2 separate regions of the Homo sapiens genome follow, and region 2 is linked to region 1. Evidence: chromatin contacts called from ENCODE Hi-C or POLR2A ChIA-PET data. All regions are on one chromosome and are shown on one strand. The core of a region is the stretch at or near the end of the contact, and the rest is flanking DNA. Distances in the headings are between cores, read along the strand shown.

Evidence for each region. Hi-C counts contacts between places; a loop is a spot of excess contacts on that map. ChIA-PET counts read pairs that join two places held with the same protein, here RNA polymerase II (POLR2A). Pooled maps may share reads with other maps.
Region 2: POLR2A ChIA-PET joins it to region 1 with 11 read pairs in WTC11. The contact joins two enhancer-like sites. A Hi-C loop is called at or near these places in 2 of 50 pooled maps. POLR2A ChIA-PET finds 5 or more read pairs at or near these places in 3 of 52 experiments (H1, WTC11 and activated CD4-positive, alpha-beta T cell).

The regions. Positions count from the first base shown.
Region 1 is chr7:41,939,155-41,944,856 of GRCh38, forward strand. No RefSeq gene overlaps it. Among named protein-coding and RNA genes, the nearest start is that of INHBA, 240 kb to the left of the region's middle. Within about 2 kb of position 4,042, at least 7 of the 41 ENCODE cell types and tissues checked have a DNase peak (open chromatin) inside an H3K27ac peak, as active enhancers do.
Region 2 is chr7:42,217,350-42,223,442 of GRCh38, forward strand. It overlaps GLI3 (GLI family zinc finger 3), which reads right to left. Exons shown (of 15, transcript NM_000168.6): 2 at 5,781-5,946. The coding sequence starts at 5,904. Among named protein-coding and RNA genes, the nearest start is that of GLI3, 17 kb to the right of the region's middle. RefSeq lists an enhancer at 4,709-5,217. Within about 2 kb of position 2,267, at least 3 of the 41 ENCODE cell types and tissues checked have a DNase peak (open chromatin) inside an H3K27ac peak, as active enhancers do.

The sequences.
Region 1 (5,702 bases), core at 2,792-5,291:
TCTATTGGGCATGCCTTCTTGTGTGCCAAGTAATGCATTGTCTACACTTGAAAGGGGATGGGATGTTGGACTTTAAAATCAGTTAAAAAGCCTATTTCAAATGCAGATTCTGGCCTCCAGAGATTTCAGTAAGAAAGGGACAAGGAATCTGATTTTTCATTTAAGAAGCAGACCAGGGCCGGGCGGGGAAGCTCATGCCTGTAATCCCAGCACTTTGGGAGGCCAAGGCGGGTGGATAACGAGGTCAGGAGATGGAGACTATCCTGGCTAACACGGTGAAACCCCGTCTCTACTAAAAATACAAAAAATTAGCCAGGCGTGGTGGCGGGCACCTGTAGTCCCAGCTACTCTGGAGGCTGAGGCAGGAGAATGGCGTGAACCAGGGAGGTGGAGCTTGCAGTGAGCGGAGATGGCGCCACTGCACTCCAGCCTGGGCGACAGAGCAAGACTCCATGTCAAAAAAAAAAAACAAAAAAAAAAAACAAGAGGCAGCCCCGAAGATTCTGAAGCAGGTGATCTCTTAGCCACTCTTTGACAAGCACAGATTTAATGTCTCCTAGACCAAACAGGCAGACACAGCAGAATGAAGCTCTCCAGCTCAACTGCAGGGTGGATGTGCCTAGTCTGTCTTGTCCCTCTTCCTTGCCAAGGTGGCCCTTTACAGCTGCCCTGTTCAATACAGATGAGCCACAGGAACTATTGAGCATTTGAAACGTGGCTAGTCCAAAGTGAGATGTGCTGCAAATGTAGCACAGACATGGAATTGTGAAGATTTGGCAAAATCAAAAAATGTCAAAGGCGTCATTAATAATTGTTGATGTTACATACTGAGATGACAATATGTTGGATTTATAGGTTTAAATAAAGTATAAACTTGATTTCACTTTTTAAAAACTTTTTAAAGTAAGGCTACCAGAAAATTTAAAATTACATTTGTGGCTTTAATTTGTGACTTGCATTATATCTCCATTGGGCTGCCCAGGTCTAGTCAATCCCTGCCACAGAACACGGAGCAACACCTCCATCCTGTCCCCAGACCTACTGCTCTTAATCACTGAGGCCCCTTTGGAACTCTAATAACTATAATTTGTGGTTCCTTGTGTGCCAGAATTGCACTAAAAACCTTATCCATGTTCTCTCATTTAATGTTCACAATCGCCCTCATGAAACAGCCATTTCAATCTCTGGTTCTCAGATACACTGCTCCCAGTACTGACCTCTTCTGAAGCTTTTCTGGTGCTGTATTGAAAACCTCCTCCTCTCTGTAAGTCCTCCAGCCACCTCTGAGCTGCTGGAGATCAGACCCATTTGTATTTTAATTCTCACTTCCTAGCACATGGCGCTCTGGGACGCAGACAGATTAAGTGACTTATCCACCCTCTGGGTCACAGGGCACCAGGATTTGAATATGATCTGTCTGCAAAGTCCACGCTTTTTTTGTGTGTTTTTGAAAATCACTTTATTGAGGAATGACACGTAAAAAGCAGTATGCTTTTCAACCATCACATATGCCAGCTCCCAGGTGGGCTGCTGTGGGAGCAGGGAAGGGTGCAGGGAGGAGAGCCCACTTCTCTTTCCCTGTGATTATTTTTCCTGCACGGGGTTGTATGGCCAAAAAGTGCGCAAATAGATTGGTAAACACTAAAGCTGGTCCTCGTTACTGACAGGTGAAAAGAACATGTGTAAGACCCAAAACACCTAGGAAGGACATTTGTAAGGTGACTAAGCCTGAGCTCCGCCTGTCTCTTTGGAAGCAGCCAAGGTACAGTAAATGCTCTTGAACACCAGGGGGCAGTGTGTGACTGCCGTTTCTCATTCCGCTCCCTACAGAGCCTCAAAGCAGTTTTTCCCAGTAAAGCTGATCTCTGCTACATGGGTCCTAACTCTGAGCCTCTGTCACCTCTGTCAACAAGACTTTCCTTGAGTGACAAAAACTGAACTTAAGTAATGTAAGTGCCCACAACAGCTGAAGTCTGAGCAATTCTTAGCGGCAGGAAGATGTTTCTCTTGCTGCCTGAACTACTCCTAGAATGGTAGAGCATCAAAGAACCATAGCTCCTTAAGCATCTCTGGGCAAGAGGTGCCTGACCCCTATCCCTGATGGCACTGAGTCCTGTCTGGGACACTCTATTACATTTCTTTTCTGTCTTTCTCCTTCCTTTCACCTACAAGTAAATCTTTTCTGTTTTAAGAAATCAGTCAAGGCATCAGCAATGAACTCTGGGTATGAGACGCCCACTCATAGGAGCTCAAAATCCCCAAGCTCCTGGGTATTTTCACATGGATGGGATGCTCTCCTCACCCTCAGTGTGCCCCAGCCGCGGCTCCCCACCCTCGGCCCCTCCCCTTGTGGGTTCCCTTCTCAATGCCCTGCACCTGGGAGCCTCCCTCTCACCCAGACTTTGCCATGACCTTGTTCTGCTCACTCTCTTCTCCTTTCCCTGCCTCTGGCTATTCCCTGTCACCCACTGACTCCGTGGAAGAGGACTCCCTCCCAGCTGAGTGTGTGACCCCAGGGCCCACTCTGCTTTCCGCTGGAGGCAGCCAGTGAGTGGTAGACGCATGGGATCTGCCTTCACACAGTCCAGGCTCTGTCACTGACCAGGCAGATAGCCTTGGACACCTGCCTGAACCTCTCTTCCCTTCCGCCCTTCAGATCCCTCATTTCCTCATTTTGGAGCCTCCTCTGGGGCACACGCTAAGACCTCTGGGCACATGGTCATCGCTATGACCAGCCCTGGCCCTCTCCTTTTGGGGGGCAATCAGTTACATGCTTCTTTTGGCACAGAGTTCATCTATATCCATGTTTGAAGTGATTGCCCGGACATGAATATAAGGGTCACTGCCTAACTCGCTGCAATAGTTAAAGGGAGTAACGAGAAGGGGGCCCTGCTGAGTGGTCTGGAGTGGGGTAAAATGAAAGGCAAACACACCGCCCTTGATGATTTAGACTCCTCTACAAGAGAGACTAATCTACTACATAGACTAGGACACATTCCACAGATGAGGAAACAGAGGCTCATAGAAAGTTCAACAACTGGCCGGGCGTGGTGGCTCACGCCGGTAATCCTAGCACTTTGGGAGCCTGAAGCAGGCGAATCACTTGAGGTCAGAAGTTTGAGACCAGCCTGGCCAACATGGTGAAACCCCATCTCTACTAAAACTACAAAAAAGTAGCTGGGCTTGGTGGGGGGCGCCTGTAATCCCAGCTACTCTGGAGGCTGAGGCAGGAGAATTGCTTGAGCCGGGGAGACGGAGGTTGCAGCGAGCGGAGATCGTGCCATTGCACACCAGCCTGGGGGACATAAGTGAGACTCTGTCAAAAAAAAAAAATTCAAAAGTTCAACAACTTGTGCAGAGCCACTTGCTACCCGAGGACCCGTGACTCAAGCACATCGGTGTGGTTTAAAGTCCACCCTGTGGCTCCTCTCACGCTCCTCCTACCTCCGGGTCAAGGGGCGCTGATGTAAGGCATTCCGCTTGTGCCTTTCAAAATAAACAACTGCTTTCAAAAGACAAACGGAATTATACATAGACTAGGACAGTTGAAAAAATGCTAGATTCTGTCCCCGCAGGGAAGTGGCCGACCCGATGTGTGGAGGGGCTGGGAGCTGCCATGCCCCGCACAACCCGGCGCACCCTGCGGGCTTCACGCGTGGGCTTCACGCGTGGGACTCGCAGGCTCAGTCTGCAGGGGCGCTGCTGTCACCGCACCCGCCTCCCCAGCTCAGGCAGCCCAGGACTCCCTCTGGCTTATATGTAGTAAAAAACAAAGGCAGTGTCTGGTTCAGATCCAAGAAAGCCACAGCAGTGGCCACAGAGATGTTTCTCCAAGTCTCATATTGATGAATCCCAAGCATATTTGAACTGTTTAATACCCCCATCTCCAAAGATGCTCTTTTTTAGCTAGTGTCCAATCCCTATATTACAGTTCCTAAACAAGAAACATTCCCCGTGCTGAATCCGCGTGGTTCTTTCCTCTTCAGCGCAGAGAACGGAGGTGGAGATGGGCTCCGGTGCTCCCGCTGAACAGGGACGGTGCGCAGTCATTCCCCGCCTGCACCACGCGGTGGCAGCAGCAGCATGGGCTGAAGGGGCTGTTGGACGCGTTTGCAGCTCCGCCCGCTGAGAAGCCACTATTAAATGCCCTGCAAACTGGGCATTAATCCCCAGGCCCTCCACAAGTGTGGTGAGGGGAGTGTGGAGGGAGGGAAGGAGGGCAGTGGACAGTCAAGTCTTGGAGATTGTGCCTGATGGCTGAGTGTTCTGGAATAGGCCTGTCCTTTCTCTCATTGACAGGGGGAGCTAGAGCTGGCAGGAGAGGGCCAGGAATTTTTCTCTTGCTGACACTTTGCAACAGGTCTGGCCTTTGGACCCAGAACCCCATAAGACCAGGCCTGTTCTTTTGCCTATGAGACTTCCTCGTTCACAGAAGCTATGACTTCTAGACCAGGCATCGTTGACTTCTGGCCTCCTCCCTCTTCTTCTAAAATTTTCTCCAAAAAGCACACCCACTGGCCCCCCTGGTGTGTCCCCTCCAGCTCTGGTCCTCCAGGGCAAAGCCCAGACTCCTTCATGGGGTGTTTGGGGCCTATGCACCTTCACCCCGAGTTTTCACTCCTGCCAGTGCCTTATGTACATCCTGTCAACCTCCTTCCTGACCCTCATCTACAGAGGTCCACTCTCCCACCTCATACTGTCTCTTGTACCTTCCTCTCCACCTCTTCCTCTTCTGAAAGGGCCCCTCCTTAGTCAGTGTTTAACTCATGTTCTTGGAACCCTTCCCTGATGTCTGAACTGTTAATTATAACCTGTGCCACTTCCCTGGTGCCTGCAAACACTGCAAGACTTAACTCATCTCCTGCTCACAATGATTCAGTCATCTGGACAGATGAGGACACTGAGGCACAGATACATAAACTTGCCTGAGGTCCCAGAGCTAAGGAAGAGGCAATCTTAAATTGTCATCTCTGAGTAAACTCACATATTCTCTGCCTTGGAACTCAGAGACTGGGATTTTGCCACTATGTTTCTCTGTGACTGATTATGACCCAAACAATGTCATAACATCTTTTTTTTTGAAACATAGTCTCACTCCGTCACTCAGGCTGGAGTTCAGTGGCACAATCTCAGCTCACTGCAACCTCTGCCTCCCGGGTCCAAGCGATTCTCCTGCCTCAGCCTCCTGAGTAGTTGAGATTACAGGTGCACCACCACGCCCGGCTAATTTTTATATTTTTAGTAGAGACGCAGTTTCACCATGTTGGCTAGGCTGGTCTCGTACTCCTAACCTCATGTGATCTTCCTATCTCAGCCTCTCAAAGTGCTCAGATTTACAGGTGTGCACAACCACTCTCAGCCAATGTTTGTATTTTTAGTACAGATGGGGTTTTACCATGTTGGCCAGGCTGGTTTCAAACTCCTGAGCTCAGGTGATCCACCCTCCTCGGCATCCCAAAGTGCTGGGATTAGAGGCTTGAGCCACTGTGCCTAACCCCAAACAGGGTCACACATCTTGATTCGCAAAACAAGGAATGTGGAGAAGTGGTGAGGGTTGGGATCCCTGTTCTTGCACTTGCTAGCTGAGTGATTTCAGAAAGGTAACACACACACTTTCTCTTTCTCTCTCTCTCCATTTTTAAAGTGGTGGTAATACTAGTAAGACTATTATGAGAATAGAGATTAGAGATATAATATAAATG
Region 2 (6,093 bases), core at 1,017-3,516, 280 kb after region 1:
GACATGTGAGTTTGGAGCTCAAGAGAGTCGGGGCTCTTATTAGAATCAGAATATTTGTCATCAGTTAGTTGGTTTAGAAACATAAAAACTCTCTATAAAAAATAAAATCTAATTCGAATACAGCACAAACCACCAGTTCAACCCAGGAAAAGAATCAAGAAAAAGGATGTATATATGCTGCTTCTAATGCAATAGCATATAATCAGTACAACACTAGCTTTCAAGGTTGAGGAAACTGAAATAAATTTTCCCAAGATTATCTTCCCTATTTTCCGATTTAAGAAGGCATTTACAAGGAAGTTTACAGAAACTTTGTTTTTTTTAATCCATCCCTCCTTAAGATGTGCAAACTTAGTCACATTTGGGATTTGTGAAACATCTTGAACTGTTTTTCAGACATCTGAGTCCAGCAAATTCACCATTACTTTTGGCAAACATATTTCCCTTAATTTGAAAACTGACGTGTATGTTCAAGAAAACAGAATCTTTTTGTTTTGGATTCATAACGTTTAACTCACCAACATGCTTTGTCCTAATAGCAGAGGCTAACGTTTGCAGAGTCCTTCCTATATGTTTATGATACGGCAGCCTGTGAAGTGTGAAGTAGGTCTTACTATTGTCTTCCGAAACTGATGAGGAAACTAGAACGCTGAAAAGTTAATCTGCTCACACTCACATGGCTAGTCCTTCGTGTTGCCAGAACTCAAACCAAGCTTTCAGATCCCAGAACCTGTGTGTGCTACAAATGAACATCCTATGATCTGAAATCCATTTTATCTGAACATCCTTTCCACGTATCTGTCATGTGCCAGGAAATGGGATGTGGCAAAGAAAAAGGGTTGGACCTCTATAGAAACAAGAAACCGAAAACTCACAACCTATGTTCTTTATGGCGTGAACTGCCTGCCCATTTCAGAGCAGAACTGGCACATATACTCTTACCATTAAAAAAAAGTCAAGGAGACAAGAGCTTATGGTGAAGAATAGCAGATAAATTTCAAACTTCCAACAAAACTCAAAGCCATCTGACTCCCAGCTAGAAGACCAACAGACATCACAATCAGTGGTTGGTGCAAAAGTAATTGCGGTTTTTGTCATTACTTTTAAAGGCAAAAACCGCAATTACTTTTGCACCAACCTAACAACACCCATGCAATGGACAATTTAAAAGCAAATTGCAAGGCCAAGAAGTGACCAAAAGTTAAAGCAAAAAAAAAAGCAACTCCTTAGGAATTTGCAGACCATAACACTTTCCCCTTACCAACCTTGAAGAAAATAATTTTTTAAGCAAAGAACCAAATTCTTGTTTTTGAAAGAATCAAAGTGAACAGGGAACTTCCTTTGCATCATTAATCTATCAACTTTGGTTTCACATTGCATCAGCGTTAGGATAATAATTTCTGCTTTCTATCACTTTAAAGTATGTTCCCAATAACTATCAGATCTGATAAAAGATCCCCAAGACCACAGCCTACATACGTTTATCATTAGTTTCTTTTTTAAAGCCGAGTTGCAGATTAATAAGAACTATCGAATTACTCCTTTAAAACGAAATCATGGGCCAAAAATGAGGCAAAACACTTCAAATTGAAAAGTCAGTATTTGCAAATTGTTGAAAAAAATTTTATAAGAGAATGAGAACATGTAGAACATTGGAAGATTTAGATGAAAAAAACTCTTATTATTTAGAAAACACAACATGTAGCTTATGAAGTAATGCATCTACATCAAAAAGAGATTATTAAGGCATTTTACTTACAGTCTTCACACATTAATGGACTTGGACATTTTAAAGTCAACAATTATACCTAAGATCTGCATGCATACTTTCTATGGGAAAGCCAATATGTGAAATGCCACAAATGATCACTTAAACCACAATTGCATTTAAATAATTCAGAAAACTAAATGTCATCTCCTTCGTCATTTACACTTCAAATATAACAATAAAATTTAAAATCAGACTATGGGCACATGAAACTACGGGTACACTGTACTTCCTGCATAAAGATTACCAAAGGCTTTATATGTTGATATAGGTTCCTAAATGTTACAAAAATCAAATTTGACTTGCCTTTTTTTTTTGTCATACAAGATCTACAACACAGTTTTTCACTTGCATTATTTTAAATTTCAGTGTTAAGTGGCAAATGCTTCTTTAAAAAGCTGTTCAAGTTTTCTGAACTGTACCTTTTGGTTGTGGGTCTGCGTATGTTTAAACAAAACTCTATACGCATGTTATTCCAGGAGCAGATACTCAGCTGAGAAAAGTACGAAAACAGATCTGCAAGGACATGCAGTGGAATGTGAGTGGTTTGGCTGGGAAGCTCACAATGAAGAACAAATTGCACCACAGAATGGCTGGAAAAGTTAATTAAAGCAACCTCACCAATAACTCAGCCAGTAACAAAACTTTTTGTTCATTTGTGTGATTTTAATCATGAAATGGTGGATAGGAGAGAAAATGCAGGTATCACATTCATTTGGTTTTTGAAACTGAACTCTTTTTTTTTTTTTTTTTTGAGACAGAGTCTCGTTCTGTCGCCCAGGCTGGAGTGCAGTGGCACGATCTTGGCTCACTGTAAGCTCCACCTCCCGAATTCACGCCATTCTCCTGCCTCAGCCTCCCGAGTGGCTGGGACTACAGGCACCCGCCACACGCCCAGCTAATTTTTTATATTTTTAGTAGAGACGGGGTTTCACCGCGTTAGCCAGGATGGTCTCGATCTCCTGACCTGGTGATCCGCCCGCCTCGGCCTGCCAAAGTGCTGGGATTACAGGTGTGAGCCACCGGGCCTGGCCGAAACTGAACTCATTTTTAATTGTTCAGTTATAAATGGATATAGTTCAGGGCTTTGTTAAAGAAAGCACAAGAACCTTTCTGGAAACAGTAGCAATCAAACTACCTGTTATAGCATCCATATGATTCTGTTTTCCTTTCTACGAATAGCGTCAGTGCAGGGGTCCAAGCATTTATGAAATATTCATAGAGAAAAAGAGAAAAGATAGGAAGAGGGACAGAGGGACAGATGGATGGACAGAAGGATGGAGGGCCATGGCGATGTCAACCACCAGCCAGCACACGAATAGTGTCCCAACTTGGAAATCCTGCACCCCACGAGCTCTAAACCCAGACAGGGCCAGGTCCAAAGCCCACACACCAGTCCCTGTGATCAAGACTGAGTGCAGAGGCAGCAGGTGACCAGGTTGCAGAAGAAAGGGCCTCTGCGCTTCCAGCAATCCACGCCCCTCAGCATAATCCTGGGACTGTAAAAAGGCTCTGAACTAGTTAGATGAAAACTGTAGAGGACTCTGTAAAAAAGACCATGGTAATTATTAGCATCACATACACAAAGAAAGGGTTTATTGTCCTTTCTTTTACTTGTTCCTCTCTTTAGATTTATTTGTTTTCCAAGAATCTGCCTGTCGGCTTGCAATCCATGTTTAAAAACACCACTTCCATTTTTCTTTTATTTGATTTTTGTCCCAAAATATAAAACAGTAAATCTCTTAGAAGAAACAGGAACACTGAAAAACTGGCCAGAGTTCGCCAGATTTCTAGGACAGCTATCACTCAGGCATGTGCCCTGCAAGTTTGACCAATCAATGTCGGTCCCCAAACAGGACAGGATTCATACACATTTAGGAGAAAATGTGGGCTCAAGGGCACAAGCTGATCAGGGCAGAAAGCCAGGGGAGTGTGGTTGAGGAAACAGGTGATTATTTAACACTGCAGCACAAACATTTGTAAATCATGACTGCTCCTTCTCTGGCTAGTTTTATCTCGTGGCTTTCTGGTTGTTGTGGGGCTGGTCAGATTAGTTCTGTTCCCAATCACCCTCAACAGAATCATGAGGGAAACCCGAGGTCCAAGACCAACTCAAGACAAATGCAGCTGCAGTGGAAGACCTCCTGAGAATGTGTCCAGGTGTGGTAGTGGCACAAACAACAGCATCTTCATAAGAATGAGACTCTGTGGCCATGCAGCTGAGATTGACAAACAGGACAGGCGCTTCTGCAGGCTCCATGCAGTGCAGCAACATCTTCTGCCATGCACTTGTTCTTGCCTGTTCTCACATTCACACATATGCATGCTCACACGCATGCACACTCATAGTTACCTCTACCACCCACACCCACACACCTACACACTCACGCATACATTTGCCTACACTCACACATATCCTCACACACTCACACTCACTCACACCCTCACACACAGGCATGTGCACTCACGCAAACTATAAAGATAACCAAAAGCTGATGTTCCTGAAGCCAAGTACATAGGAAGCATTTATTCCGACAGAATTACCATAAAAATTACCAAATAACCAACACTGCATATACTGATTCTATTTCTGAAATAATAAATTTGCCTAAATTTTACCAATTCCAGAAAAAAGAAACCAAGGTAACATATTTCTAAGGAGAAATGCCTTCTATAACCACATTGGATGAAAAATGCAAATATTCTGGCTCAATTAAAATAAGCTCCAGTCTTGACTTTAAATACCATCAATAAAGGAGGAAATATTTTCACATATATGTAAATTCATTATTTTAACTCAGACGTAAATATATCTCCCTCAGGATCAATTTAAAACTGAAGTCATTTGCCAGCAGGTTTAAGAGCCAGCTCCTTCCCTACCCAGTACAGTCAGCAAAGCACACTCATGAAACCGGGTGAAGAAGTGCAGGTGAGAAGCACAGGCTCTCAGCAGACATGGAGGGACCCAGAGAGAAGTGGCCAGGCTGCTTGGAAGTATATGCCCTTAGAGTCTAATGTTCTGGACTGCAGTTACCTTCCAAAGGAGATTCTGACTCTCTAGGTGGATGTAAAAACTTGTAAATCAATCAAGTAAAACCTGTCTTGGAATATAGAAAATATAAGAATAGCAGGTTGACTCATACAAATCAGTGTGCCCAGATAGGCAGTGTCCAGGAACGAGGAAAACGGGCCAGCTCATTCTTCCTAAAGGCCCATGGAAAAGCAGAGAAATTCAGGGAGGCCAAGAATGGCTATGAAATCTACAAAAAGGAAAGGCATTAGTGGCCCACAATGGAGAAACAGCAGGGACAGGAAGTGAAGGTTACCATTAACATATTCAGTCTGTTTGTACCAGGGATGCTCTGGAATTTATTTTCAACACTCCATGCTTGAACTGAAATGCCTCTCAACACTTTGCTTAAACTTTAAAAACACAGAATACAGAAACAGTGGCTCTGTGTTATCTCTGAACACAAATAAGTAAATTAAATTTTTATAAGCTAACAACAAAACCTGCATCTCAGATACTAACATTACCTTGAGGTTCAGTCATTAACAATTCTTAAAATCCTTTAAAGTAGACTACTTAAAGTTGGGGTTGGAGGAGACTGCTGTCCTGTCACTAATTTTGACAAGACAACTTTTGTGTCTTTTGTACTAATTATTCCGAGTAGTGTAGATGATCCATATGCAACACAAAGCATTTTGAACTCTTGCCAGACTAGTCAAGATGATTTCCAAAATGCCAAAACAGGAACTTCTGATAATAAATAACCTATCACATTTACATCTCAAATTAGAAAGTTTGGAAGTCAACGTGTAGGTTGAGTGCCAAAATAGAGATTACTACATTCCATGTCCCCCCGCCGTCCCCCCGCCCCTGCTCCATTTGCTTTCTTTAGCGTCTCCTAGAACAAACACTGGTCCAGGTGCAAACGCTCAATTCACAAGGAATGCAGAGAACACAGAAATGACTCCAGGCTGGGCTGCTGGTAATCCCTGTGCTGCTCACCATTAGAAGTGGTGCTGGAGGCAACGGCTTTCTCGCTCACATCTGTTCGAGTGGAGCACTTCACTATGGAATTCTCAACTTTTTTCTTTTCAGTGGTCGTGGAGCTGTGGGACTGGGCCTCCATGATGTCTTCTCATTACTTCAGCTCTCTTCGACCAAAAATGCCCTAAAGAAAACAACAGAGCCATCAACTTTCCAAAATGGTGGAAAAAAAAAAAAAACTTTCAAAAGTCCACTTCACCTGTCATCTGAGAAAAGCCTAGAGCTTTAGGAAATTCAAAATGTGGATGACACTTCTCCACAGGTTTTCTGG